Regions from separate parts of the Homo sapiens genome. Here region 2 is linked to region 1. A link is a loop called in an ENCODE intact Hi-C map of the cell type or tissue named here. Cell type or tissue: lower leg skin. All regions are shown on one strand. Each heading gives the region's core, and the rest is flanking DNA. Links, peaks and the distances in the headings are about the cores only. Region 1 has its middle 7.3 kb from the start of SNX19. Region 2 has its middle 66 kb from the start of SNX19.

What was found. Hi-C counts contacts between places; a loop is a spot of excess contacts. Peaks named below come from ENCODE experiments on the same cell type or tissue, not always from the same donor. Only the 100,000 strongest peaks of a DNase experiment are listed, where the experiment ranks them.
Region 2: a loop joins it to region 1, with 5 times the contacts of the local background. A loop is called at or near these places in 31 of 110 quality-filtered maps.

The regions. Positions count from the first base shown.
Region 1 is chr11:130,922,351-130,925,276 of GRCh38, forward strand. No RefSeq gene overlaps it. Among named protein-coding and RNA genes, the nearest start is that of SNX19, 7.3 kb to the left of the region's middle. In lower leg skin, for the core only: no CTCF peak of the experiment used is centred there; a DNase peak (open chromatin) is centred at 1,128.
Region 2 is chr11:130,980,883-130,983,808 of GRCh38, forward strand. No RefSeq gene overlaps it. Among named protein-coding and RNA genes, the nearest start is that of SNX19, 66 kb to the left of the region's middle. In lower leg skin, for the core only: no CTCF peak of the experiment used is centred there; no DNase peak of the experiment used is centred there.

The sequences.
Region 1 (2,926 bases), core at 185-2,684:
GGCTCACTGCAACCTCCACCTCCTGGGTTCAAGTGATTCTCCTGCCTCAGCCTCCCAAGTAGCTGGGATTACAGGCGTGTGCCACCACACCCAGCTAATTTTTGCATTTTTAGTAGAGATGGGGTTTCACCATGTTGGCCAGGATGGTCTGCCTTCTTCTTAAAATGGCCCTGTGATTACTTTGAGCCTCCGCAGTTATCTAGGAGAAACTTCCCATCTCAAGACCCTTAACTTAGTCTTATCTTTTGTTTCTTTTACCAAGTAAAACAACATACCCACAGGTTCTGGGGGTCCAGATGTGAACATATTTTGGTGGAAGGGGGCATTATGTGACCTACTACAGAGGCTACATGCCTAAAGATGAAAATGTTTTTGTGGTAATAAAGTCTGGGTGTGGCCAGATGAGTTTCTGAAATAGGGTCTGGATAACCTAGGGCTAGGGTTGAAGGAGACATTTTGAGTCTATGTTTTGGAGAAGGATGATCTACATGGTCAAGGAAGTCACTAATGTTAGGGTAGAGAGGACTAGGATCTTGGTACAAATGTTCTCAGTAAGTGAGAAGAATGACCAGGAAGTTGGAAGGTGATGTAATACGAGGAGTGATATGGTTTGGCTCTGTGTCCCCACCCAAATCTCATGTAGCACTGTGATCCTGAGTTTTGGAGGTGGGGCCTGGTGGGAGGTGATTGGATCATGGGGGTGGTTTCTAATGAGTTAGCACCGTCACCCTAGCGCTGTTTCGTGATAGAGTTCTCGTGGGATCTGGTTGTTTAAAAGTGTGTAGTGCCTCCCCCTTTACTCTCTCTCTCCTGCTGTCTTATGAAGATATGCTTCCTTCCCCTTTGCCTTCTGCCATGATTTTAAGTTCCCTGAGGCCTCCCCAGCCATGCCGAACTGTGAGTCAATTAAATCTCTTTTCTTCTTAAATTACCCAGTCTAAGGTAGTTCTTTATAGCAATATGAGAACAGAGTAATACAAGGAGTAAAGAAAGTATGGTGATACCAAAAGAAAAGAAGGAAATTGTGTGTAATTTGGGAAAGAATCATCTAAAAGCATCCATGAAGAACTAGGATATTGGCAGGAGCATCTCCACATCCTGCCTTAGGCGCGGTGATGGAGCAAAATAGCCACCAGAGGGCAGCAGAAAGTATGGCATCTTAAGGAGAAACTGCATCTTACTTATTCATTTGTCAGTCCCATGTCTATCCATTCACCCCACGAGGATTAAGCCAGATATTGGGAATTCAAACATGGTCTTTATATAGTTTATCTTCTTAAAGAATTCACAGTCTAATGCAAGAGATGGATATTGACACAATGTAAAAAGTGCTATAATCAAAATATGTCAAAATATGGGAAGGCAGAAAATTAGGAACAGTTGCACAGAAGAGATGACTTTTGAGCTGGCCTTAAAGGGTGGGTTGAATTTCCCATAAAGACAAGAGTAACAGGCCCGGCGCGGTGGCTCACGCCTGTAATCCCAGCACTTTGGGAGGCCGAGGCGGGTGGATCACCAAGTCAAGAGATCGAGACCATCCTGGCCAACATGGTGAAACCCCGTCTCTACTAAAAATACAAAAATTAGCTGGGTGTGGTGGCGCGCCTGTAGTCCCAGCTACTCGGGAAGCTGAGGCAGGAGAATTGCTTGAACCTGGGAGGCAGAAGTTGCAGTGAGCTGAGATCGTGCCACTGCACTCCAGCATAGCGACAGAGTGAGAGTCCGTCTCAAACATAAATAAATAAATAAATAAATAATAAAAAAAGGTTAAAAAAAAAAGACAAGAGTAACAGGTCGTACTAGGAATAAGGGAGACATGAGAAATACTGAGTAAGCTCCCATACTTGTTTGCTACGGCTCAGAACAAACTACTACATGCTGGGTGGTTTAAACAACAGAAATTTATTTCTCACAGTTCTGGAGGCTGGAAGTCTAAGATCAAGGTGTTGGCAGATTTGGTTTCTCCTGAGGCCTCCCTTCTTGCCTAGCAGAAGGCCACCTCTTCAGCGTCTTCCCTCTGTGCACACGCATCCCTGGTGACTCTTCCTCTTCTTATAGGGATACAGTCATATTCGATTAGGGCTCACCCATAAGACCTTATTTAATCCTAATTACCTCTTTACATGCCTATCTCCAAATAGAGCCACATTCTGAGGTATACTGAGGGCTATGGCTTCAACATATGAGTTTTGAAGGGACAGGGTTCAGTTCATACTACCTCTTTTCTATCTGTGGGTTATGTGAATGGTCATATTTTGATTATGAGGATACTAAAAAGGAAGATAATAATCTTGATAGTTCCCAATATTTTTTTTCATTTCATTCAAAAGTGGAAACAGCACTGAACTACAAGTTAAGGAGATCCAGGCTTAACTTCCTCATCTGGCTGCATACAATACTAAATGCTCGAATAGCCCTTCCCTCTGCAGAACAACCAGACACTGAATAGGAAACAGTTATTGATGAGTTAATGGGCTCAAATGAGGACACAAAATAGGTGAGAAGTCCAAGGTACACTATCCCATCCCACTCTAAAAACAAAACTATTAAATAAGAGCAAAACGAAACAGAAAACAACTCTGAGATGAGGATAGAACTGTCAGTGGAGAGCAGATGAAAGGAGCAGGGTGGCCCCAGGGACAGACGTCCTTATCAGATCTGTAATTCAGGTTCTGAGCCTTGTTCCAGCAGGAGGAGGTGAAACTGAGCCCCTGACTCCACTTGGAGCCACAATCCTTGAAGAGGTTTGAAGAAGTTCCAGGTCAGTGGCATTTCCAAGCTTCTGGAAGACACAAAAGAAATCCATTCTGGAAGAAAATATTCTCATGGTAAGACCATGAAATAAGCACACATTTAATATAGAGTACTATGAACTCTAAATCCAAGACCATCAATTATGAGAAGGAAGGCTAACATGAGTGAGAAT
Region 2 (2,926 bases), core at 276-2,775, 59 kb after region 1:
GGCACACTCTTCTGGCTCCTAGTTTTCTTTGCTGATTCCTTTTCTTTTTCCTAACCTTTAAATATTATAATTCCTCTAAGCTCTATTATAATCCTCTTCTTGTATCACTCTACACACTCTCTCCCTGGTGACTTCACTCATTCCCATTCCAGATTACATCTTCAAGTCTGGTATCTTGTTCTGAATACCCAAGGATACTAATACTGTCAAGGGAATATGAACATATATTGGGGACTAGGGACTCACATGCTTGTTCTATATATATAAATTGCATAAGGATTAATAAGAAAGATGCACAGTATGATACTTATTTCAGAGGAATAATTAATGAAGTAGATCAAACAAGAATTTAAAATAAGCATATGAAGTGTTTTCAAAGATATAAAGAAAGATATTAGAAACATAAATCAGAAATAAGCAGTTATTAAGAAAAGCCAGAATGATATCAGTGAAAATGGTGAAGTAAGGAATAATAAAAGCTTATCTCTCCATAAAAGTGATGAAAAAGCTGGAAAAATGATCAGAATCAACTTTTTGAATCTCAGTAAAAACAGTGAGCTTTCTAACTTACCCTAGTATTCTAACTTACCCTAGTCTTATCTCCAGCTCCCTCATTCAGAGGCAGTCTTGAGAAATAACAGCTTTTATTTTCAGTACCAGATGGAGCAGAATAGAGCTGGAGCTTTTTCAAACACTCATACTCAAAGAAGAATCATTATCTGATCTGTCCAGTAGTTCCTTGGAAGATGCTACTTGTAAGACTTGTCCTTATCTGACCTCATTTGAACTTTCCCAGTGCTAAAAGCCTCTCCCAAAGGGGTGTTTGTCAGACAGCTTAAAATAATGGCTATCTGAAGGCGTGATAGCAGTTGTGGTAAATGACAGACTAATGAGAAAGCTAAATAGGAAAAGCTAAGGCATGAGATTCCATGAGCTTGGAAATCCTGTCATATATTTAAGTAATCTTAAATATATCATACATAGAGCCGTGTGCACACTCAGGAAAGATTGGAGAAATCTCTTAGCTCTCACCTTTGATTGACCTTGAACCTTTGAGTAAGCAGGAAGTGAAGGCTAAGGCAGAGTTGTAAGCTGTCTGGCTGGGTGTGAAAGTGTGCCCCAACTTGCACATAGAGCACATCAATGTGTTGACTGCCTCATCTTCATTTCATTAGCGATGGAGGAATTCAGACCTTAGAGTCATGTGACTGGCAGAACACACAGCACCAGACACTGGACAGATGAGCTTAGTGGTAGCTTATTAGTCATATTTATTCACAGCCTGAGAGAGGCGAACATTACATATCACACAGGGCTTTGCAAGGGTTACGACTGGGATCAGAGTGAACAAGCAGGGACTGTGGAAGCAGGCTTTGTAGTAATGAGGGCATAGTGACCCTCAGAATATGACTGGTTTCTTGAATAATTCTGTAGGCTGGTAGGAATCCAAATCCAGCTACTCAGTGATAAACAGGTGCTGTACATGGTCCCATAATGAGGAAGATTGTTTGGCTAGGGGACTTATTTATAGGAGCATAATAGGGAGGAGAACTTGAAGTTAGGCTATTTGAGGTACTCCCATTTCTCCCCAGGTGTCAAGGCACATATAATGTTGGACCTTAATTTTAGGGCCTATACCAGTCTTGGCAAAGACTGGAAAATTTATTGGTTCCAGGCATTTAAGGAAATCTCTGTTCAATCATTAGCTTACCACTAAGCTAACCAAGCATAGACTGCAGTGGCCATGCACAACAGATACAGACTTTAAAGAATCAGTTAAAAAAATGAAAACCCTAAACAAAAACAACTACAACAAGCATAAATAACAAATCATGAGCAGAAAAGAATCTTATTTCTGTACTTCCACATTATGTTATTTAAAATATCTGTTTGTCAACAAAAAATGATAATACATGACATGCAAAAAAATAAGAAAGGATGATCCATACACAAATCCAGATCTTGAATAGTTAATGGCACCCATGGAGATGATGGACTGAACTGGGAACAGGAAGGGGACACTGGAGAGAGACAAACGGGAAGTGAGTGTATGTTGGAAATTACCTTTCTCATTTTTTGAAGAGAAGATATGTTGATGCACTTTAAAATTCTTGTTGATGCACTTCACAAGTTTTTAAGAAAAGTAAATACAAATACAGGCCTTGATAACAGAAGAAATCATCAAAAGAAAAAATACTAAGTGTATAACTTTAACCAGTAGAAGGAAATTTATCTGGTGGAAGACAGAAAAGTAGAAAAGAGAAAAAAAAGTTAGTATGACAAATAGAAAATGTGAAATAAGATGGCAGAAATAAGTTCTAATATCATAGTATTTACAATAAAAGTAAAGGGTTACAATAAAAATCATAGATTCTTAGACTACTGTATAACAAAATAATATTTGGCAATATGTTGTTTTCTTTATAAAATATAATTCAAACAAATAGTTTAAAATAGTCAGATGTACAGGGATAAAAATAATATAAATGTGAAAATATACCAAATGGAAACAAGGCTAGCAATTGTAATATGTGAGAAAATATACTCTAGTAAAAAATTTCCCACCAAACACAAGGGACAGAGACAAGAAGATAGTGACTATGAACATCTATGCACATAACAATATAACTTATAACTTCAAAATGCACAAACTGGTTACTAACAAATCTGAAGAGAAAGAAATCAGCAAATTTAGTTACCACTAGTTCTACCTATGTTAACAAGTGACAGAACACCCCTAGGTTCCACATAGTTCTAGGGGTCTTATTCAGCACAATAAAACAGGTAAAAGAAAAATGAGTATGAATGTTGGAAGAAAAGAAGAAAAAGCTATCATCATTTGTGGATGATATGATTAGGCATGAAGAATGCCAAAGAGAATCAACAAAAATTTAGAAGTTATAAGATCAACTTACAGACATCAATG